Linked DNA regions of Mus musculus: region 2 is linked to region 1. The links are chromatin loops, found by intact Hi-C in ENCODE. Cell type or tissue: left cerebral cortex. All regions are shown on one strand. Each heading gives the region's core, and the rest is flanking DNA. Links, peaks and the distances in the headings are about the cores only.

Region 1 (11,803 bases), core at 2,459-7,458:
CTACAGGCCAGTAGCTACATGCCTGGGTCCCCGCTCCATTTTACAGAAGAGAAAAAGTTTCATGAAGGATAAGGAGTAAGGCCACCCACAGCTCATGACCACAACTTAGCTCCTCCTCTATATCACAATGGTCTGTCTCACCTGAGACATGATGGGAAGAAAGTCCTGAGGACGAGGAAATGTTCTGAAACACAGCACCCTGTCCTTATATCTCACCCTAACTTTTGCTCTGGGATGTGGTTTGCTTTCTCTAGACAAACCAAAGACTGTGTATGACAATGCCCCAAAGCCCGAAGGAGAGGCCAGAGGCAAAAAGGTGGGTGAGCTCCCCGGATACTCTCACTGCTCCCATACTTTCTGTCTGATCCTTCCACAGTCCAGCAGGATGTTTCTACCTCTTAGGATGAGAGGGTACCATAGCCACACCCCCCCTTCTGTCTTTTTCTTACTCTCTTTCTAAACATCTATATGTATATGTGTGCGTGTGTTCCTATTGATTGAACCAGCCTTAAGCAGGCTAGATTAGCTTTTACCACTGAGCCACGCCCTCAGCTCCTCACTGGGGTGATTCTAGGCAGGGCTCTACCACTGAGCCACGCCCCAGCCCCTCACTGGGGGATTCTAGGCAGGGCTCTACCACTGAGCCACGCCCCAGCCCCTCACTGGGTGATTCTAGGCAGGGGCTCTCCCACTGAGCCACACCCCCAGCCCCTCACTGGGTGATTCTAGGCAGAGGCTCTACCACTGTGCCATGCCCACAGCCTCTATGATTTTTCCCCACTCATTTTTCCCAGATGCCACCACTACCACGTGTCTCCCCAGAGCAGTTCTATGAGGTAGGTTGGACCTGCTGCAGCTTGTTAAAGAAACTGTGTAGGAAATATGACCAGAGGATTTTATGATTATCAAGGCTGAGAGTTGTTTCAGTCTAACTAAACCTTTCTCACTGCAAGCAGTTCCAGGGATGGGGAGATCATGGCCCAAGGCCACACGGGGTTCCATATCTCATGGCTGCTTTGTTGTTCCTTCCAGCAGGCCTTGCTTGGGGCTGGATTGCAGTGAAGTGGCACTGGCCAGAAACATGATGGCAGGAGGAAGTTAGGAGGGGAAGGTGCTGACTTAAGAGGAAATAATGACTGGGGGGGGGGGGAGAGGGAAGGAGGGAGGAAGAGGGGGAGAGAAAAAGAGAAATTTTGAGGGAAGGAGGGAGACGGAGGGAAGGATGGAGGGAGGGAGAGAGCGAGAATGTTACAGAAGAGCAGTGAGTTGGGAGTTGTAGTTGTTCCTCCACTTGGGTTCTTTGTAGAACCCTGAACTGGGTGTACTCTCCCCCTTTTCTTTTCACACAGATTCTGTCTCTCATATAGCACTGGCTGTCCTGGAACTCACTATGTAGACCATGATGGACTCATACTTACAGAGATCCACCTGCCCTGGCCTCCTGAGTGCCACCACTGCCTGGCTTCTCTGTGTCCTTGAGGAGTATATGTTGACATCTTCTGGTCCATCTTGACTATGGGTCTCATTTGACTTCTTTACTTACTTGCAGAAGAAACCACCTTCCGCAGCTCCTGAGGGTCCCAGGAAGCCATTGCCCCAAATCTCGAAGCAGCCATTGGTGCCCCCAGGACCAGGCAGAAATGAAGAGTCAAATTATGAGGTATTCTGATACTTGTATTCTGATGTCACGCAATCTCTGGCAGATAGAGACCTGTACCTTTTGTCCTCTGCTAATGAGTCTGTAGTACAAATGTTCAACAGAGTTTTTCTTTAAGAACCTTCTCAACTGTAGGGCCTGAGAAGATAGCTCAGTCCTAACGCCCACATAGAGCTGAGCATGATGGCATGTGCTGTACTCCCATTGCTGGGGTGGCAAAGACTGGTGGAACCCTGAGGCTTGCTGGCCAGAAAGCCTTGCAGAATCACAGGTTCTAGGCCAGGGAGACTGTCTCAAAAATAAAACAAAGTAACAGCAATAACACCAAAGCAAATCAACACACTCAAGGTGGACAGTTTCTGAGGAACAACATCTGAGGTGAATGCTAGCTTCCACACATATGCACCCACACATGCACAAACATGTACATACACCTACACAGGTACAAATGTGTGCAAGTACACAATGCATTCACATGTACTCACATGCATTCACATGTACACACATGCACCACTCTCACAAGACTCTTTTCAATTCTGTTTAATTTCCTGTTATCTAGTTCATTTCCAAAACCTGTCTGTTCACCCCATTTGCTCCATCCTGTTTCTTTAGAATCTCTCTCTCTCTCTCTCTCTCTCTCTCTCTCTCTCTCTCTCTCTCTCTGTGTGTGTGTGTGTGTGTGTGTGTGTGTGTGTGTGTGTGTGTGCTGTTGTTGTTGTAGACAGGGTCTCTCAGTGTAGCCTTGGCTGGCCTGGAACTCCCTCTGTACGTGAGGTGGGCCTCAAACTCAGAGATAGACCTGCCTCTGCCTCCTAAATGCTGGGATTAAAGGTGGGTGTGCACTACCACCAGCCAGCTTTCTTGTTTCATTCAAAGCCAAATAGAAGCAAAAATCATATGGGATAGATTGCAGTATCTTTGCAATCACCTGCATCTGGGGTCTTTGCCATGTTCATTAAATGCAAAATCCAGGTCTTTTCATGAGGCCTGGGAACTATATAATGGTGCTAACGTCAGGAGGTGAGGTGTTGTGGGGCCACCTTGGAATCTGTCTGTCACAGTGGGCAGGATCATAGGCCATTCCTAGAGATACTAGTATGATTGTAATGCAATGAAAAAGGAGGGATATCTGAGAGTAGTGATAAAAACCTCAGACCTATCCTGAAATAAGTTATGTCCCATTCATGTGACTACCTTTAAGCTGTTCCTTTAGTGGGGAATTTTATTGTCTCATTCCTGGACTTCAGGGTTTGCTACTGGAGCAAATGGTTAATGGCCTAGTTTCTGAGTGGAGACAAATGGAATTTAAAAGGTTCCTTCAAAGAATTTTTGTATCTTGAATTATTTTTTATCACTACCCAATATTTTATGTCCTCCAACCTTTATAAGTAATTACCAACCTCAAAATGTCTTTCTAGGCCCTCAAATATCCCAAATATATTCCGAGATACTCATAACTTAAGTTTTTATATCCTCAGACCCTGAATAAACTTTCCATCTTTTTCTATCTAATTTCTTATCATGAGATTGATCATTAGGGAACAGGAAGAACAAAAAGAAGGTACCTGGCTGTTTAGGTAACTCTTGGATGGAGCCTCGAGGAAATGGGAAATGCTAACGTCCGGGGAGCTGGGAAAACCGTTTTCCTGTGGAGCAGAGATGTAACACATTCACTGGGGAAACCTTCCCCTCCCAGAGCAGAACTGTAACACTTTCCCTGGAGAAACCCTTCCTCTGCAGCAGCTGGAGCAGAGTAGTAACACTTCTGTAAAGGAAGCCTTTCCCTTCAGAGCTGCAACATTTAACACCTATAAGCTCCAAAAAAGGAGCTGAGAAACATAGAGAGAAGTCCAGGAGGGCACAGAGAAGCTGCAGAACTTTTAGGAGGGAGCTGGGAGGTAACAGGGTCACAAAGTATAGGAGGTCCACTGAGGGGGAGTGGGTTAGGAGGGCTTAAGTAAGAGATAGAGCAGGCAGCTCCAAAGGGGAGGCAAGGAAGAGGGTAGCAGACCCAAGAGGGCTTAAGGAAACTGCATGATAACAGCTCCCAGGGATTGGTGAGGCGAGGAAGCCCTAGGAAGGAGATATGAACAAAGGCCTCAGGGGCATAAATGTCAGTGATGATAAGAATCCAGGGCATCCTAAAAGGGAATGAGAGAAATATTCTGAATCAAAGAGGAGAGGCATCCCTTTATGCATGTCACAGACCCAGTAGGGCAAGAGGAGCTTTCTGGCACACTGGTGTGGTTTTTGTAGTACTAGTAGACAAAGAAGGCAACTCTGAGGTGGCACTTGTCCTGTAGAGATGGAAAGGAGAGAGCAGCTGAAGATGGACTTGGAAAGGGGGTGACTTCAACGTGGGGGGGGGGGGCAAATGTCTTTATGCCTTATGGCAAATGCCACGAGGTCACTGGAGGGCTTACCAGGCTGCAGGAGCCAGAGAGACACTTGTGGAGTAGACAAGGAGGGACACATGGCTAGAAAGCAATTGAAGAGGCAGACTCTAGAATTTGGAGTCAAGTTTGGTGAATGGTAGGAGCCAGCAGAAATAAATGATACATACATACCTTAGAGAGCCAGATCCACAGCTTGGTTCAGAGCTGCCGAGTCCCTCAGAGGGAACTCACTTATGTCAATCCCGGGTTATGGGCATCAGATAAATGAAAAAAGAAAAAGAGGTATGCTTAAACTGTGAGGCCGAGAACAGTCAGAGGCATGGAAGGGTCTAGACTGAACGGAGCCATGAGTGGAGAGTGAGTGTGGGGGGAGAGAGTGAAAGAGGAGAGGGAGTTTCGTGACCAAGAAGGTAAACACATATAGTTAGTATATCAAAAGATATGTTTTATTATGCTGAGGGTCATCACACAAAATTCAAACTCTATGTTTCCAACTATCTCCCCAGTGCTGTTCACCTGGGTGATGTATCTTAGCTGAATGTAAAAGTGTTGGAGGTCCAGAACAGAAGTCTCTGATTCGATCTTCAGGATCCTGGGCGGAGAATCTCTATCCATAGGGCAGATCAAGATGGTGCCTCTCCAAATGTGCAGAGCAAAGCATTGCTCTAGGTCTCTGCGTGTATTACTGTCCAGTGGGGTTCTAAGACTGTATCTGGTTATTATGAGGGAGTGATGTCTCTGAGTTCTGGTTATCAGGTGTAGCCTTGGGTGGAGCAGGAGTCCTAAGCTAATTATTTTTTACATGTCTAAAAGGCATTTTAATATGCTAATTATAGGGAGCAAAAAGAGGAGCCAAAGATGGAGAGATCAAAAGTGTGGGAACCAGGAGACCTCGTAGCCAATATGTATGAGTTTATGTTGAAAGGAAAAGCTGGGGAAAGGAGAGGTTCCGGTTAGGGAGTGGGATGCTGGGAGAGCTAGCCAACATTTACCCGGATATGTTAACAGGCACCTTAGCCATTTGTCCTGGGTTTCTTTGAGACCTAACACTGACAGCTATTAAATAAAAAATCAGTTTTTAAAAGATGGGTGTGATAGTTCATACCTTTAATCCCAGCATTTGAGAAGCAGAGGCAGGTGGTCATCTGTAAATTCCAGGCCAGACAGAGTTATATAGTGTGTGGGGGATTGGAGGTGGGGCGATTAGATTTATTTATTTACGGGGTTCTGGGAATCCAACTCGTATCATCATGATTGGCGGCAAAGCGCCTTTATCTGCTGAGCCATTCTGCCCGCATGATTAGAACTTTTTGAACTGTACAACATGGACATCGCTAGTCTTCCAGACTTGGCAGTGTCAAAGCCAGCTTCAATCTTGGCTTACAAGAGGACTTTCCCATTGGCCACCACCCTGAAAGGACTGGGATGGACTGCGCAGCCTCACTCGAGTTCGAGGCCTCGCCCCTTGGCGCTGAGTTCTGACAGCGGCTGCGTAAGCCGCTGAGAGTTCTGGGAATTGTAGTTCCATTGAGCTGATAACCCCCTACTTCCGGGTTTAGCCGGCAGTGCAGCCATTTGTGTGAGTGTGTGTGTGTGTTTGTATGTGTTTGTGTGTGTGCGTGCGTGCGTGTGAGTGTGTGTGTGTGTATGTGTGTGAAGGCGTCTTCTATGGCTCAGCTTTGTGGCTGGGCTCAGTCTACACGGAGCGACCTGGCGGATGCTGACTCGAAGTGGAAGCCAGACCCCCGCCACTCGAGTCATGCCGGGTGTGCTTCAGGATCGGGGCAGGAAGCGGTGAGCACAGTTTCGTTCTGACGCTGAGTCGTGAGTGGCTCAGACCCGCCCCGGTCCTCACCACGGGCTCACGGACGTCCAGGTTGGTGTTAGATGTGGGACGCTTACAGTGGTCGATGTGCGCATGCGCAGGGTCTAGGCGGGAATCTGGACGCGTTGGTGTCAGTGACTTGGGGTTCCTGTGCCTCAGAATAGGACTCAGGGTCTCGGGAGGCTGTAAAGAGTGCACAGTTGTGCGCATGCGCGGATGGTTGGTTTTGTGTGGTGGGACTGTGGGACCGAGGATGTCCAAAAGGATGGAAAACAGGGCCTAGGCAAAGGGCAGATAATTGAAAGGCCCGAGGGGACACTAAGGTGCCTTGCGTTTTAGACAAAAAAGTTTTAAAAGAGGTATTATCGCCACAGAGAGACATTGTGGCGGGGCCTCTAAGGTGACAGGGTGTGTCACCAACAGCTCCTAATAACTGACTCTGGTGGCCCTAGGTGCATATGCAGAATCAGCTCTGAGGGTAGGGAGAGACCCTGAGGGTAGGTGCAGAGGTGGGTGTGACCTGAGCAGTTTCCTCTGTGTACGTACAAAAGTACCAGGAACTCCCCTCCTCCCCTGCGTATTTAGTGGAGAGCCTTCCAATGCACAGACTCTTTTTCCCAAAGAGAGGAACCATGCCACTGTTTCTGTACTAGATCTAAGCCCACACTGTATTCGTGAGCAAGTGTTGGTGTCGGAATCACCAGCCTACGTTCTGAAGACGTGGTTCTCCTACCTGGGCAGACACTGTTCTTGCAAGCCTGGGGGTGTCCTGTTTGTTGGAGATGTATGTGGCTTCTGTTCCTAGACCAGGCATGACAGCCAAGCAGAGCAGTGGCCGCTGTTTAGCCCAGTGAGCCAGTGGGTTTATTGTTGTTCCCTACGGAAGTATGAGTGAAGGGTTTCTTACAGGAGCAGGATGAGTCAGCTATGGCACTGAAAAGCCCACGGGAGTGATGACTCAGGGAAGCTGCGTCTCTGGAGGTGCCTACAAGACTCCAAAGCAGCTCATCTGGGCAGGGTACCTCCTCCTCAGCCTTCGCTGTTGCATGTATAATCTTAAGGAAGGGTGTGTGTGTGTATCTTTAAAGTTTCAGCTTCTGAGATCTTTTAAGTTTTGTTTGCTTCCTGAGTCTTAGGAGCCTCCCTTCTCCTTCTAGGAGGGAGCATTTCGATTCGGAGGAAATGGGTTCACACTAGAGCAGCCTGGAGGTCCTGGTTCTTGAACCAGGAGACCCAGTATTGTTTTCAGTTAATCAGTCCTTTCGACAGTCAAGTACCAGATGGAGGGTGTTAGGCAAGGGCCTAACAGAGGATTCTAGGCAGAAGGCCCTGTGCATGTCAGTGTATTCAATTAGAGAATCTGGAACTGGCACCTGAAACCTGAACACCTTAGAGTTCTTAGATGTTCAAGTTGGGTAGAAACTCCAGCTTGGAGGTAAGGAACCTATGCTTTAAAAGGCTGCCTTCTGGTTGGCAACTGGCTGGGAGAAGGCAGATGCTGTAAGCATCTTTACAGAGTATGTGTTGCTAGGATCTTTGCTGTGGCCTGTTCTGCCTTGAAGCAAGAGAATGCCTGCATTTATAGGAGAGCGGGGTGGAAGACAGGTCCCTTGGCTCTAGCCTAAGTTTGAGGACACCTTGGGAGCCAAGTGTTGAGGACCTAGGACTGGTTCTGGAGCTCCGTGCTCAGACTTAGGTAATGGTGTATTTTAACTACAGCTCTGCAGACATGCAGAACTGGTGGCCTCAGGACCATTGTGGCAGCTGTGACTTGGAGCCACAAGGGGACACAGAGTCCTATAAAAATCCGCCTAGAGCTGGGGTGTAACTCAGCTGGTTAAGTGCTTGCCTAGCACAAAGCCCCAGGTTCCATTTCTGGCACTTCATAAATCCGGTCTGGTGGCACATGACTAAAAAAAGCAGTACTTGGGAGGTAGAGGCAGGAGGATGATGCGTGTGAGGCTAGCCTAGACTACATGAAACCCTGACTCAAAGGATAAGGAATCAAAACCAAAACAAGGAAGAACCCCAGATGGGCGGAGCACCCAGGTCCTGAATGCAAATCCTTCATGGGAACCTGCTTGGATGAAAGGTGTGTGCCACCGTGCCCTGCTAGAAATGCACTTTTGACACATAGTGCTGGGATCTTGGTGGATTTTGCTGTAATCAGCACCAGTTGATTCCCAAGTGTAGGGGAAGACAGGGTCTCCCTGGCATTCAGGTGCCCAGGAAGGTGTACAGCAGGAATTACGCAGGTTGAGACTCAAGCTGGAGCCTGGTGGGTGGAGGGAAGTAGGTGGGACTGTACATTAGTGCTGGGGTGAGAATCAGGGGGTGGGGTAGTGAGAGAAAGATGGGGGCAGAGGATGTGGCATAGTTGGTAGAGTGCTTGCCAGTGTGCACAGAACACTGGGTTCCAGCCTTAGCACCACATGAGCAGCAAGGGAGTATGGAGGGGTTGGTGCCTCAAGTGGGATTGGTCAGCTGCCACCCTGCTTTCCAAGTTCGTGACATCAGATGACACAAAGACAGCTGAGCTGCAAAGGTACAGGGTCTGGTCCTGGCAGAGGCTGATATGTGCTGTGGCTGCCAGAGGTCCCCAGTTCCACGTGGGCCATTGTGTCTTTAGTTCCAAAGAGCCCTCCAGACTGATAGAGGAGGAAATCAGGTTCAAGCTACAAATTCAGAGCCTGAGGGTTTGGGTAAGAATCTGAGGAAGAGTCTGGTTGGGTGGGGGAAGGAGGGGCCTGGCCTGGCCCTGGCGGTTTGGGTAGGAAGATGGAGGCTCTGCATGTTTGCTGATGAAAGAACAGTGTTCTCAATGAAATAACTATCTGGAAAGGCTGGGGCTGTGTCCTGAATTTCCTTTATTTGATCAGTGGCTATATGGTTCCTAGGCCTGGAAAGAGATTGTCTTGAAGTTGCACACTCAAGCCAGTAAAGTACGTAATACTAGGGGGTTCTTTAAGTGCTGGGTGTTTGTGGGGCTCCCAAGACCCAATGAATGCCCTGATTGGAGCTGCACATTTAGGTACTGGGCAGATGGTCATGTTTTGAGCATGAGGTGGGCTTACAGGGTAGTGGGGATGGGGGAACAAAGTGGAACTGCAAAGATTTGACCTAGAGCAGCAACTCAGGGATTCTTGGTTAATGTCCAGTTGGGGCATTAACTGCCAGGGGGCAGGCTGGGCTGGAGAGCGACAGTGCAGGCTATGCAGAGCTGCTTTTATTTATGCAGCTTGGCACCACGCCACACCTGGAGGAGACCATGGAGCAACAAGATGATGAGTCCCTGGAGTCCCTGCAGGCCTGTGTGGAGGTGAGTGAAGCCACCCTTCCCCCAGTGGCCTCAGCAATTTCCTGCCTGACCCCACAGCCCGAGCCTTAAAAATCTCTTTGCAGTATTTTAAGGGGTGTGGTCCCTCATGGGTGGCAGGCTTTTTTTTGTTTTGTTTTTGTTTGTTGTTATTGTTGTTTTGAGACAGGGTTTCTCTGTGTAGCCCTGGCTGTCCTGGAACTCACTCTGTAGACCAGGCTGGCCTCGAACTCAGAAATTTGCCTGCCTCTGCCTCCCAAGTGCTGGGATTAAAGGTGTGCGCCACCACTGCCTAGCAGTGTGGCAGGCTTTTTAAAAGATTAATCAACGTGTATATGTGCATGTATACACATATGTCGACGGGTATTTGCCTGTATAGAAGGCACCAGATGGTAGTCTCTTTACATACATGTTATCTTGAGAGATGGCCTTTCTTTGATGTTGTAGAGCAATTTCTTCTGATTGAAGTGTTCCCTCTGGATTGGGGGGGTGGGGGGGGGGTGAAATAAAATGTCACAGAGCTGATAAAGTGGAAAGCCAGGAGGGCTCCTTCCCTGAGGATAATGGAAGCCAACGGTTACAGAGGAAACTCTAAGGCACACTGCAGAGGAGCCCCCCTCAGGCCTGTTGAACTACCTGCAAACTGTACAGGAGTTCCAGGGATGTAGCCGATCCTGCTAGTAACCCTCACCCACACTCCTGCTAGTAATCCCATTTTAGGATTTCTATTGCTAACAAAACACCAACAAGCAAGTCGTGGAGGAAGGAGTTTATTTGGCTGTTTATCACCAGAGTAAATTAGGACTGGAATGCCAGCAAGGCAGGAAACTGAAGGCAGGAGCTGATGCAGAGACCATGGAGGAGAGCTGCTTACTGGCTTGTTTCCCATAGTTTGCTCAGCCTGCTTTCTTACAGAAACTGAGATTGGTATACATGGTTTTCCTTTCTGGCATGAATAAACACATATATGTTTCATCTCCCCAGGAAGAGTCTATCACACACCAAAGGCTAGCATTTCCCCTGATAAGCTGGAAGCCAGTAGGTCCTAGTGATTCTCTGCTCTCTGCCCCTCTGAGCTGGGGCTACAGGTATGCATGGGACATCTGGCTTGTTACCTGACTTCTGGATGTGAACTCTTAACCCTTGATCTCTTCTCGCCCCCCCCCACCCCCCCCCCGCCCCTCTAGCCCTCTGCCCTCTACCCTTTTAAAGTTTAAAGATTATTTTATTTACCAATTTTTAAGTTTGATTTGTGTGGGTATTTCATGCTTGCCTGGTGCCCAAGGAGGCCAGAAGAGGGCACTGGATCGGCTGGGCCTGGAGTTTTAGATGGTTGTGAGCCACTCTTAACATTGCTGGGAATTGAACCCAGGTCATCTGGAAGATCAGCCAGTGCTCTTAACTGCTGCTCTTATTTCTCCTGCTGGTGTTTATTTATTTTTAAAGGTTTATTTTTATGTGTCTGTGTGTGACTATATTCCACATGTATGTAGGTGCCCACAGAACCAGAATAGGGCATCAAATCCCCCAGAACTAGAGTTACAAGAAGCTATGAGCGACCCCTTGTGGTATGGAGGACTAAACTAAGGTCCTCTCTAAGAGCTTCGAGTGCTCTTAACTACTGGGCCACCCACCATCTTTTTTTAAAAAAACATTTTAAGGCAGGACAGGCTCTCGTGTGTTGAGGGCTGTCCTGGGACTCACTCTATAGCTAAAGATGACCTTCCTTCAACTAGGTATGCTCCTGTCTCCGCTTCCTAAGTACTGGGATTAGATGTGAACCACGACTTGTAGCCCAGAAAAGGATGGGGTTTTGTGCTTCTCCAATTCTGAGGAGAGTACAAAAGCCCAGTATCTCATTTAGAGTTAAATATGCCACCCAATTTTGTTGCAGGAAATATTAAAAAAGAACCACCTTTCCGCACTTGTGCCGGCAACTCTCTGCCCCAGAAGCCTGGCCAGCCATATACTGGCTGGCAATGGCCCGATCTGTTTTTATCTCCAAAAACAGAACTCCAAAATCTCTCCACCCAGCTCGCTAGGTTCCCACTGACGGGTCACTACCATGCCAGGCCCATGCTTCAATACCCCCACAGCCTTTGTGGGCACATCAGGCAAACCCGTGCTTTGCTGCTATACCTTTCTCTCTGGAACCCAGTTGCGTCCTCGCGAGAAGAGAAACACCGCACAAACTTAGTTCAGAAACAATGGTAACTAAATCTCTGGGTGCAACAACTAGAATCCTAATCTTGTAAGCGATATTAAATCTAAATTTTCCAGTGGTGAATCCGCCAGGAGACACTAGTAGCTACATCTTGTCCTCAGGCAAAAAGGACCCTCTCTCATGCCTCCTTTTCTCTTCCCCTCTCCAACCCGGAAGTCCCTCCTACTCGCCCAGTGATTGGCTCCTTTATTCACTAGGGAATTTGTTCACAAGAAGTCACCTGAGTACACAACTCATTCCTTGTCCTCAGCCCCTCCCAGGAGAGCAGAATTAGCATCAAAATACAGCACCAGGCCCATCCACAACACAATTTAAAGACCTCAGTTGAAATTCTATAAAATACATATTAAATGCTTTAGGTAATTCTTTCTGCAATGCTTTGAAA
Region 2 (11,803 bases), core at 2,700-7,699, 94 kb after region 1:
CCCATAATCAGCATCCAAACGCTGACACCATTGCATACACTAGCAAGATTTTATCGAAAGGACCCAGATGTAGCTGTCTCTTGTGAGACTATGCCGGGGCCTAGCAAACACAGAAGTGGATGCTCACAGTCAGCTAATGGATGTATCACAGGGCTCCCAATGGAGGAGCTAGAGAAAGTACCCAAGGAGCTAAAGGGATCTGCAACCCTATAGGTGGAACAACATTATGAACTAACCAGTACCCCGGAGCTCTTGACTCTAGCTGCATATGTATCAAAAGATGGCCTAGTCGGCCATCACTGGAAAGAGAGGCCCATTGGACACGCAAACTTTATATGCCCCGGTACAGGGGAATGCCAGGGCCAAAAAGGGGGAGTGGGTGGGTAGGGGAGTGGGGGGGGTGGGTATGGGGGACTTTTGGTATAGCATTGGAAATGTAAATGAGCTAAATACCTAATAAAAAATGGAAAAGGGGAAAAAAAGAAATTTTCAAAGTCCTTAGTCATCAGGAAAATGAAAAATAAAACAATTTGGAGGTCCCATCTTACACCCATCAGAATGGCTAAGATCAAAAACTCAAGAGACAGCACATGCTGGTGAGGATATAGGTTGAGGGGAACACTTCTTCATTGCTGGTGGGAGTGCAAACTTATACAACCACTTTGGAAATAAATTTGGTGGGCCTATTAACAGTGTCCTTTGCATTACAAATGCTTTGCAGGTTCATGAGGTCCATCGATCAATTGTTGATCTCAGAGCCTGGACCATTGTTTCCTGTACCAATGCATTCAAGAGTACTTCCCACTTTCTCTTCTATGAAATGTAGTGTATCCAGTTTTATGTTGATATCCTTGATCTACTTGTACTTGAGTTTTGTGCAGGGTAATAAATATGGATTCATTTGCATTTTACTACATGTAAACTTCCAGTTAGATCTGTACCAGTTATCAAAGATGTTGGGCTAACCAACCCCATAGATCTCAAAGTTATTGGATTGCCACCTGGATTCACCACATGAATGGTCACTTAGCAGACCCTTATCTCTACCCAGATGGCAAGTTTCCAAAAACCCAAGCAACCAACTAAAACTAAAACTGCCCTGCTCTTCATTCCCAGTGGGCGGGCTCTCCTGGGAGGCTTAAACTCAGAGCAAAGGACCTTGTGAAGGAACAAAACCCTCAGAGACCCTGGAACCTAACCTGGACTCTAAGCAATGCATCTATGGGGGATATTCTCCAGCAGCAGCACAAAGTTGCCCCAGCAGGTACCTGGTTTCCCTATTTAATCTTTGACTTAAATGATCAGCTTACACTCACCAGGGCTGTGGGATTCCTGAGTACCCATCACTTTTTTGTTTGCCCTGGATGCAAAAGCAATGACAAGGCCTGGCGACAGCAGTGGGGGGTGGGGGGAACAGAATCTTTCTTCTGCTTCTTCTGGGACTGCATGACACAATTGGTGGGATCCCCTTGTCAAAGTGGACTTCATTCAAGTGAGCCAAAAGTCTGATGACCGGATAATCTCTATGGGTGTTAGATCCCCTTGTCATCCAGTGATGGACGCTGGTAAATATAACCCCATCTTAATTAGGTTGCAGACTTGGGGGAAAAAGGCTGCAGACTGGGAGTTGAGAAAAACCTGGGGGCTCAGGATTTATGAGAAAAATCATATTGTCCCCAAGGACGCAGGTGCCCTGTTCAATCTAAGAAGAGTCAGACAGGTGCAGGAAGTGCTCTAAAAAGATCTCAACAGCCCCTGTCCCCACTAACTTTTTCTCTTTTCCCCAGTGTTAAGGGGTTGGGAGGGATTGGTATAGAGAAGGGTGGTAGATATAAGAACCCAAATAAAGTAGCCAAAGCCCCTGGCTACAGAAAGTGACTCTGGGGCAGGGGGTGGGGGGGGGGGAGAGGAGGAGACAGATGCAGAAGATTTGGAGGCAGACACAGAAGGAAATATAGATGAGTGGGGGAAGGAGCAGAGAGGTAAAGGGCCAGCCACATGGTGGGTCAGGTTGTAGGCTAGAATAGTCAAATTAAGTCTAAACCCTAGCTGAGAGACTGCCCTGGCAAAAGGCCTAAGCTTTAAACTGTATAAAAGTCTCAGCCTCTTTCTTTATACTGCAGGCAGGTCCAAGAAAATCCGGTTATATGACATGCTTTTGTTATGTTTTGGGGAGGGTGTGGGAGTAAGAGGGTGCAACTCTGTTGAACTGTCCTTCAGGCAAGAGACTTATTGACACATTGCTGCAGCGTGCTGGGGTCTGAAGTAGTGTTTCAGCCACGCTGAGACAAAGTAAGACAAAAGAAAGAAGACGAATTGTCTTTCTACAATTTGTAGTTTATTTGTATTAATGAATTCTCTCTCTCTCTCTCTCTCTCTCTCTCTCTCTCTCTCTCTCTCTCTGTGTGTGTGTGTGTGTGTGTGTGTGTGTGTGTGTGTGTGCACACCAGTGTGCTGTAGCACCTGTGGTAGAGGCAGATGTAAACTACAGGGAGTCACTTCTCTTCTCCCACTGTGTATATTTCAAGGATTGAACTCAGGTCCTCAGGCCTGTACCTGCCAAGACATTTGCTGGCCACGGGCAGCATCTCTTGTTTCTGCCATTCTGAGCCTCCAGACTAGCTGGCATGGAGTCTAGTTGCCTGTTGCATTCGGACAGTTTGCTTGAGTACATACAGTGTGAACTGTCAGGTGTGCCATCCTTTTTTATTGTTAGAAGCCATAAAGAGTGTTTTTGTCGTGTCTGTAGGTTGTATTAGTGTTGAATAGTTTGGAACACAGTATTAGATACAAGTTGAATCCAGTGTTCCTTAAATATTGTACCGAGAACTCGAGGTTTCCAGCTTTAGCTTACCCTTTGTTCCCAATTAATGGGTGTGTGTTTGGATGAGGAAGAATTATGGCACAAACACAGGGTGCCATGTCAGGTGTCAGTACTACCACTGAGACACACACACACACACACACACACACACACACACACACACACACACACACACACACACTGGGGGATTCTAGGCAGGGGCTCTACCACCAAGCCATGACCCCAGCCCCTCACTGGGGGATTCTAGGCAGGTTGTGGATTGAGTGAGAAAGCCTCCATAAGCTCATATATTTAAATGCTTAGGCACCTGCGAGTGGAACTCTTTTAAAAGATTTGGCGGATGAGGATATAGGGTCTTAGGCCTAATGTCTCTTTTTCTTGCCTTCTGCGTATGGATCAATATATAAGTCTCAGCCACTTCTTCAGCACCATTGCCAGCCTGCTGTTATGCTCCTGACAGGATAATGGACTAAAGCTCTGAAAGTATAAGCCAGACCCAAGTTACATGCTTCCTTTTGTCAGAGTTGCCTTGGTCATGGTGTTTCTTCACAGCAATAGAATAGTGACCCAGATCGTCCATGTTCTACTACCAGGTCATACCCCTAGCCCCTCACTGGGGGATTCTAGGCAGAGGCTCTGCCACTGAGCCACACCCCCAGTCCCTCACTGGGGGATTCTAGGCAGGGGCTCTACCACTGAGCCACGCCCCCAGCTCCTCACTGGGGGATTCTAGACAGGGGCTCTACCACTGAGCTACACCCCCAGCCCTTCACTGGGGGATTCTAGGCAGGGGGTTCTACCATCAAGTTATGATCCCAACCCCTCACTAGAAGATTTTAGGCAGGGCTCTACCACTGAGCCTTTCCCCAATGCCTTACAGAGGGAATCTATGAAGGGGCTCTAACTCTGCTGCCAGATCAGGCTCCTATAGCTTCACAGTTGAAGTTTTAACGTTTATATAGAAATATAATATGGGACTTCATTGTTTTTCAAAAGTATCAATAGCAGTGTGTGATGGCCCACACTTTTCAGCCCAACACTAGGGAGGCAGAGGCAGGCTGATCTATGCCTTAGAGGCCACCATTGTTTACGGGAGGGGGTGGGGAGTTCCAGAACAGTCAAGTCTACATACAGAGAGATGTTGTGTCTCCGGGGAGGGGTGGGGGTAGGGGAATCAAAACAACAATAACAAAATATCCATATTTGTCTTTCGTGATGGCTCCATGATAGGTTTCAAATCAGTATTCAAGAGACTAGGCCTAAGAACTGGGCAAGTTCAGGAAAGCCCATGCAAGTTAGAAAAACAAACAAACAAACAAACAAACAAACAAACAAACAAGTCAGGCAGCTAGTCAGAAACTAGAAGGTGCCCAGCCACATAGCCTGAATCTAGGACGATGGGTCAGCAACAGTTTCCAGCCCCATGTCTCAGTAATGGTTCTGGAATTTCCGTGGAGATAGAGTAAGACAAAGCCCACTTATCCTAGGATTCCTCAGCAATAGTTTCGGGCCCTCCACGCCCTGGTAATGGTTCTAGAATACCTAAAGGTGAAGTAAGACAAAGCGCACCTATCCTGGAACTCCCCTAATGTGCTTCAAATTGGGCTTACAATCACACTTTGGGTTCTCTCCTTTTTGGAATGAGGGATCCCCGCTGGTCTTCTGCTGAATAAAACACTCTTTGCTTTTGCATACTATTTGAGTCTACAAACAACGGCAAACAACAGGCCCTGACAGTGGCATTTCAGAAATGAATAAATCGAAAAGCAACCCAGGAGAGCAAGCTCCCCCTTCCTCCTCCTCTCCCGCTCCACCAAAAAAAAAAAAAAAAAAAAAAAAAGATTTCCGGGGGCCCACTGTAGTTAAAACAGCTTGGAACTTATTGATGGTTTTAGAGAGCTGGGGAATGTCATTACAGAAGGGCACTATAGTTTGGCGCTTCTACTGAAGCATTCTGGGAATTGTAGTTCCCACTCCAGGCGGTCAGACTCTTCTGCAAGCGGAGGCGGGCTGGTAGTGCTTCTGGAGATGTGAAAACTTGGAGCGTCCTGCGGCCCTTCGTGTGTGCTCGTGCTAACGGTGTGTCCCTTGGAGAAACAAGTCCACGGACAGGGAGAACTGGGGCACCGATGGCGATGGCGGCGGCAGTGTCTGAGTCCCCTCTTGCTGGGCTCAGCCCCAAGCGGTGCTACCTGGTCCTACTTCCCCTGCTTCCGGAGGGGAAGGAGGAGTCCGAGGGAAGAATCTAGCATCCCAAGGGAGCATGGGGGAGGAGTTGTGATGAGAGGTGGCCTGAAGCCTTAAGTGGTTTGCAACTGGTTTTTATGCGATTTTTTTTTTGCATTTTTTAATTTACTTACTTATTTCCTTAGTGGGACGTGCCACAGCTTGTGTATGAAGGAGATCAGGAAATACCTTGTGGGAGTCCGGTCTCTCCTTCCACCATGCGGGGTTCAGAGACTGAAACTCAGGTGGTCTCCCTCGTCTGTAGTCACCATTATCTGATGAGCCATTTCCCAGGGACAAACTCCCTTTTCCTTAGAGAGGGTTTTTATATCTCATTATTTGCATGCACATGGAAACAGAGACTTTGTGGGGGGCTCGTGCAGATGAACAGCATTTAATTTACTAGTATTTAAACCTTTTAGTGTGAGAGACAGAGCGGAGGACTATCATTCCTATGTATGGAAACAATTGTGTGTAAGAGCTGTCACATTAACAGACCCTTCCGAGAGCAGTGATCAATCATGACGCAGTATTCGTCAGAGTTCAGAGCTTCTTAAAGATTTGTTTTTCTGGGAAGCCCACTAACACAGCCAGATTTGTGAAGGCAATAGTGCCCAGCACCCAGAAATAGAGAATGTGGCCTTTTCTAAGCCCCAGCTGTGAGCAAGGTGAGGCATGGCACTACCTATGAGTAGAAACTAGAAAGAAAAGCCTGGCCAGCGCACACAGCCCTTAGGACTGATGGAGAAGCTGAGGAAGCCATGTGGCCCAACTGTCCTAGCAGTGTTCTCATGAAGCCCCTCCTCCCCCAGCTTGCTTCCCAGAGCCCTGCCTTGTCTCAAAGAGAAGAGAACAATGACCAAGTTACAGGTAAGTCGGGTTGCTTCCCCCATGCCCACAGTGCTAGGGATTGGAAACAGGATCCCTGCATGCTGGGCAAGTGCTCTACAGCTGAGCCTCTCTGAACTGCATGAAGGAAGAGGGGAAGTTGCTGAGAAGAAAGGACTGGAAGGAGGAGAGATAAGAGAGGACGGTGGGAGCCTGGCATGTTGGCACACGCCTTTAATCCCAGCACTTGGGAGGCAGAGGCAGGAGGATTTCTGAGTTCGAGGCCAGCCTGGTCTACAAAGTGAGTTCCAGGACAGCCAAGACTGCACAGAGAAACCCTGTCTCGAAACAAAAACAAAAACAAAAAAAGAGGACAGTGGGAACATGTGCTCAAAGTGCAGTGCACACAGGAAAGTGTAAAAGGATGACTAAAAAGAATTCAAAAAAGTGGGCTGGAGAGATGGCTCAGTAGTTAAGGGCACTGGCTCAGTTCCCAGCACCCACACCTGATACTTACAACTGCCTGTAACTCCAATTCCAGGGTGTCCAGCGCCCTCTTCTGGTCTCTCAGGGCACCTACACACATGTACACACAGGGCATGCACATACATTAAAAAAAGTCTTTTAAGTTTTCCTACATTTTAAAAGTGACATCGTTTTCCACTGCTCACCTAATTTTATCTTACAAATACATATAAATTCTCCCTATTGGTGTGGTTCATGAATTTTGATCATTTTAAATTTTTGTATTATTATTATTGTGTGAGGATGTTGGTTGTGGACATGCAAAAGCATGTATGTAGACATCAGAAGACATGTTTTCAAACTTGGGCTTTGTTCTTCCACCTCACTGAAGCAGGTCTCCTGTTTCTGGGACTCTGTGGAGACAGGCAGCTCCCTGGTGCTCATTAGCATCCATCCTAGCCTATTTGGCAAGTTCTAAGGCGCGGAAAGACCCTGATGATTCAAAAACAACAAAAAGAAAGGTTGCCAGCACCAGGGGTTCTCCTTCATCCTGTACATTCATGTGCACCCTCATGTACTTAAGTACACTGACATGTATGCACACATGTATACACACATGCACACAGACCTCTAGCCACCCTCACTTCCTGCACGGGACGTCCTGAGCATTCATTTCCTGAACAACCAGGGAAAGTGTACGGCTGCCACCAAGTGCACGGCTTCTGTGGTTGATCCAACTCAATCGATGAAGAGACGAAGAAAGGACAGACACACAGACATGTGTACAGACAAGCTGAGAGCAAAAGCCATGTGCTCTGATGGAGACACACCAGCAACCCTGAAACTCAGCACATTTATTAGACACCGCTGAGCACCCAGGAACCATGGTTCAAGAAACGGCAACATGAATACAAATGCACAGGGGTATTTTACATGGTGTTCAGCCAAGCTCTCCAGCTACCTGGAACCATCAACTCCAAGGAGTTAATGTGTGTTTTGCTAATAACAGTGACTATATCCCCAGTTAATTGGCAGGCAGTAATTATTCCTGGTTCTCTATTCTCTGGCCTAAACTGGACACTTTTAAAAATATTGGGTACTTTGACAATTGATTAAAAATAGCAGTTTTTCTGAAACATGGAATGTGCTTGCCGTCACAGGAGGCAGTGACATTCAGGGACGTGGCCGTGGTCTTCAGCGAGGAGGAGCTGGGGCTGCTGGACGCTGCTCAGAGGAAGCTGTACCACGATGTGATGCTGGAGAACTTCAGGAACCTCCTGGCAGTGGGTGAGGACGGGGCCCTGTGTCCTTGGTGATGTCAGAGTTCACACCCGTGTGTCTGTTGCACGCCACTGCTTCCCTTTTAGGGTTACTTATTTTGTATTTTATGTGCACGTGAGTGTTTTGTCAGCATGTGTGTCTGTGCCACATTCACTCATGATGCCCACAGAGGCCAGAAGAGGGCATTAGATCCCCTGGACCTGGACTTACAGATGGTTGTGAGCCAGCATGTGGGTGCTGCACACACACCCTGGGTCCTGTGGAAGGGCAGCCAGTGCTCTGAATCACTGAGGCATCTCTCCAGCGTCCACTTCATTTTTTTACAACTGCATTTTACAAATAGATGCTGCGCTTTAAATGAAATTTTAAAAATATTTCTTTTTGAGTATGAGTTTGCATGTGTGTGTGTGTGTGTGTGTGTGTTTCCTTAAAAAGGAAAGAATTTTACTGAGGCTTGATACCACGTTTCTGAGATTTAGTTCATTATCATGGTGGGATAGAACGGTAGCAGAGGTTTTATATTTGGATCTAAAGGCAGCAGGAAGAGCAACACTGGTTCTGGCTTGAGGATTTGAAACTTCAAAGCACACTTCCTCAAACAAGGCCACATCTCCTGATCCCTGTCAAGCCTTGGCATTCCCTGTGTGCCAAGCATTCAAACACACGAGCCTGTGGCAGCCATACCTATTCAAACCACCACACACGCCTTGGCCCCCATAGGCTTGTAGCCATATCAGAATGCAAAATGCATTCAGACTAACCATAAAATCCCCAGAGTCTGTTATAGTCTTAACACTGTTTAGAAGTCCGATGTTTAAAGTCTCTTCTGGGACTCATGCAATCTCTTAAGTGTAACTTTCCATAAAAAAATAAAAGATAAAAACCCCAGATAATCCAACATACAGTGGCACATAATATATCCTTCTAAAGCAAAGGAGGTGGGGCTTAGTGAGGAAAGACTGAACCAAAAATAGAACAAAACCGATGAAAGCAGGGGCTGGGGAGCTGGCTCAGCGGTTAAGAGCACTGACTGCTCTGCCAGAGGTCCTGAGTTAATTCCTGGCAACCACATAGTGGCTCACAACCATCTGTAATGGGGTCTGATACCCTCTTCTGGTGTGTCTGAAGACAGCTACAGTGTACTCATAAACATAAAATAAATCTTAAAAAACAGAAACATGATAGCAAACTCTAAACCCTGCATCCTCACATCTGACATCTAAGTGCCCTTGAGATCTCCACCTCCTCCTTTCAGCTCTGTGGACTGTAACACATTTATGTGGGGGGTGGGGAGGCTGGTTTCCACCCCTTGTTAGTAGCTCTTCTCAGCAGGCATCCCATGGGCAGGCATCCCATGGTGATCACATCTCTGACCTCTTGGGGTCTCCAAGGCAATCCAGGCTTCACCCTCACAGCTTCACATAATGGCCTCTCCAGGGCCTCCATGCGGGGACACCCCCTCCCCCAACATGCCTGACCTCAGTGGCTTTCCTTAGCGGCAGGGAGTTTCCACAGCCCCTTTCTTGTGTCCTCGACCCAGACCGATAAGTGCCACCTCCAGACGCCCCAACACTGCTTCTGCTCTTTGTCTTGTGCTTCCTCTCTGCCATCCTCCGGTATGATGGAAAAGTTCCATCAAACCGCGACCAGCCTCACACTGTTGGCCTCCCATTTCACTCAGTAAACTCTTGTTTTCAGTTTTTTGTTTTCTGGCGAGGTCTTGCTATGTAGCCTGGGCTTGCCCTGGATTTGTGATCCTCTTGCCTCAGCTTCCCAAGAGTTTCGGTGACAGGCTTCATTCCCTGTGCCTGACTGGAGCCTCCCCTTCCTAGGGCCTCACACTCCAGCTCTGCCTATCTCCTTTTTTTTTTTTCCCCTGCTTCTGTCTTTGTGTCTTAGCTGTTAGAGCTTACTTCTCTCTGCCCAGAATTCTCTTCCTGGTAGAGTGCTGTGTGCACCCCCCTCTGTCTCTCTGTCTCGGGGTGTGTGTGTCTGTCTGTCTGTCTCTCTCTCTCTCTCTCTCTATCTTGCCCTCCCTCTCTTCCCCTCCCTCCCTCCCTCTCTCCCTCCCTCCCTCTCTGCATTCATCTGCTTGGGAGCCCTCACAGGCCCTGCTTTACATGTGTCTCTCGCTCAATCTCTCCATTCTGCACCTGCCTCCGCTGGTGTCTGAGCACCACCACACCTGTTACCACAGAGTTAGTGCTTCCTTCCCATTATCCTTCTTCAAGGCTACACACAGGCTCTGTGAGTCAGGTGCTCAGCAGAGGTTGAAGGTGACTTGAACCTTCTTCGCTTCTGAGCTCATCCTAAATTTCTCACTATGGTTGACAATGGCCTTCTTTTGAGTGGATGCTCTCCCTGTAGACCTTGTTCCTCAGAGGTCTCAGACAGTCACCTTTGATGCTGGTCTCTAGTTGATGTTTCCAGAGAGCAGTGAGGACTAGGACCTTCGATGTCCCCATTCTTGCTGATAACACCTTCTAATCTCTATTTTTTCAGGAGGCCAGAGTCCAGGCAAGACGACTCATCTTCACACAACAGGACTGAGGTTTCTTTCACTGGGGCGGCTTCCGTGCTGGCAAGTGACAAGCCATGATGCCAACAAACTGGCCGGAGCTCCAGAAGCTGTCATCAGCATTCAGGGGAAGGGTCCTCACCTCCTGGAGCAGTGCCACTTCCCCTGCCACTGGGGAGCAGAGCAGCTTCCCCAGGCCTCCGAGGATGCCAGCTGTCCGGAGAGTCCCACAAACAGCCATTCCAGCATTATTGAAAATCAGGAATTTCTGTCTGGGAGGGCTCAGAGTTCTTGGGGTAAGACACATCTTAGCAAGAAACAGAAGCCTCAGAAGCAGTGTCCGAAGACGCTGGTGAAAACGGAGCCTCGGCAGTTGCTTCCGGGTGTTGACACGCTGAGTTGCATTTCCCACCATAACAACGCACTGCATAAAAGAGACAAAGCCCACAGCAGTGGTGACTGTGGCAAAGTCATTTTTCCAGTGTCACCCAGCACCCAGCATCATGTTTACATAGAAAGGAGGGTCTACCAATGCAGCAAGGGCCAAGAAGCCTTGACTGACAGACCCAATCACGAACTTCATCAGCCTGTGCTAGTAGGGGAAAAGTCCCCTGTACGTAGTACACATGAGGACACCCCCATTCAACAAAGTGTTCATCCAGGAAAAAAGCAATACTCACGTCACAAGTGTGGCACAGGCTTCAGCAAGAACGCACATCTTCAGACTAACCAGAGAGTGCAAACGGGCAAGAAGCCCTCCCACTGCGACAGCTGTGGGAAGGGCTTCAGCCGCACCTCAGATCTCAACATCCACTGCCGCGTGCACACTGAAGAGAAGCCTCACAAGTGTGAGGTGTGTGGGAAGGGCTTCACAAAGTTGTCACACCTCCAGGCCCATGAGAGGATTCACACAGGAGAGAAGCCATATAAGTGTGGAGACTGTGGCAAGCGCTTCAGCTGCAGCTCGAACCTCCACACCCACCAGAGAGTCCACACTGAGGAGAAACCTTACAAGTGTGACGAGTGTGGGAAGCGCTTCAGCTTGAGCTTCAACCTCCACAGCCATCAGCGGGTCCACACAGGAGAGAAGCCATATAAATGTGAAGAGTGTGGGAAGGGTTTCACTTCAGCCTCAAGCTTCCAAAGCCACCAGCGGGTCCATACAGGAGAGAAGCCATTTGTCTGCAGTGTCTGTGGGAAGGGCTTCAGTCGGACTTCATATCTTCAGACTCATCAGAGAGTGCACACGGGGGAAAAGCCTTATCAGTGCGACAGCTGTGGGAAAGCCTTCAGCCAGAGATCCCATCTCCTAGTCCATCAGATAATTCACACCGGGGAGAAGCCGTTCAAGTGTGAGGAGTGTGGGAAGGAATTCACCCAGAGCACAGGGCTTAGTATTCACCAGAGGGTCCACACAGGAGAGAAACCCTACACGTGTCAGCAGTGTGGGAAGGGCTTCAGTCAGGCCTCACACTTCCAAAGACACCAGAGGGTCCACACCAAGGAGAAGCCCTATATCTGCGGCATCTGCTGTAAGGGCTTCAGTCAGAGATCGCATCTCGTCTACCACCAGAGGGTCCACAGTGCAAGGAATCGCTAGATGTGTTCTGCCATCAGATGGACTCCATGCTCCTCCTGATGGTTAAAATTGCCCCAAAACC

What was found. Hi-C counts contacts between places; a loop is a spot of excess contacts. Peaks named below come from ENCODE experiments on the same cell type or tissue, not always from the same donor. Only the 100,000 strongest peaks of a DNase experiment are listed, where the experiment ranks them.
Region 2: a loop joins it to region 1, with 12 times the contacts of the local background. A loop is called at or near these places in 2 of 42 quality-filtered maps.

What each region holds. Positions count from the first base shown.
Region 1 is chr7:24,076,310-24,088,112 of GRCm38, forward strand. Zfp180 (zinc finger protein 180) reads left to right here and starts at 5,588. Exons shown (of 5, transcript NM_001045486.2): 1 at 5,588-5,929; 2 at 9,117-9,197. The coding sequence starts at 9,147. It also overlaps the pseudogene Gm36694. In left cerebral cortex, for the core only: no CTCF peak of the experiment used is centred there; DNase peaks (open chromatin) are centred at 5,516, 5,978 and 6,755; H3K4me3 peaks cover 2,223 bases; H3K27ac peaks cover 1,487 bases.
Region 2 is chr7:24,170,247-24,182,049 of GRCm38, forward strand. Zfp114 (zinc finger protein 114) reads left to right here and starts at 4,776. Exons shown (of 4, transcript NM_001029933.3): 1 at 4,776-4,903; 2 at 5,863-5,920; 3 at 7,504-7,630; 4 at 10,127-11,803. The coding sequence starts at 5,906. The coding sequence ends at 11,742. In left cerebral cortex, for the core only: CTCF peaks have their summits at 5,014 and 6,442 (motif pointing left); DNase peaks (open chromatin) are centred at 4,847, 4,972 and 6,278; H3K4me3 peaks cover 1,038 bases; H3K27ac peaks cover 584 bases.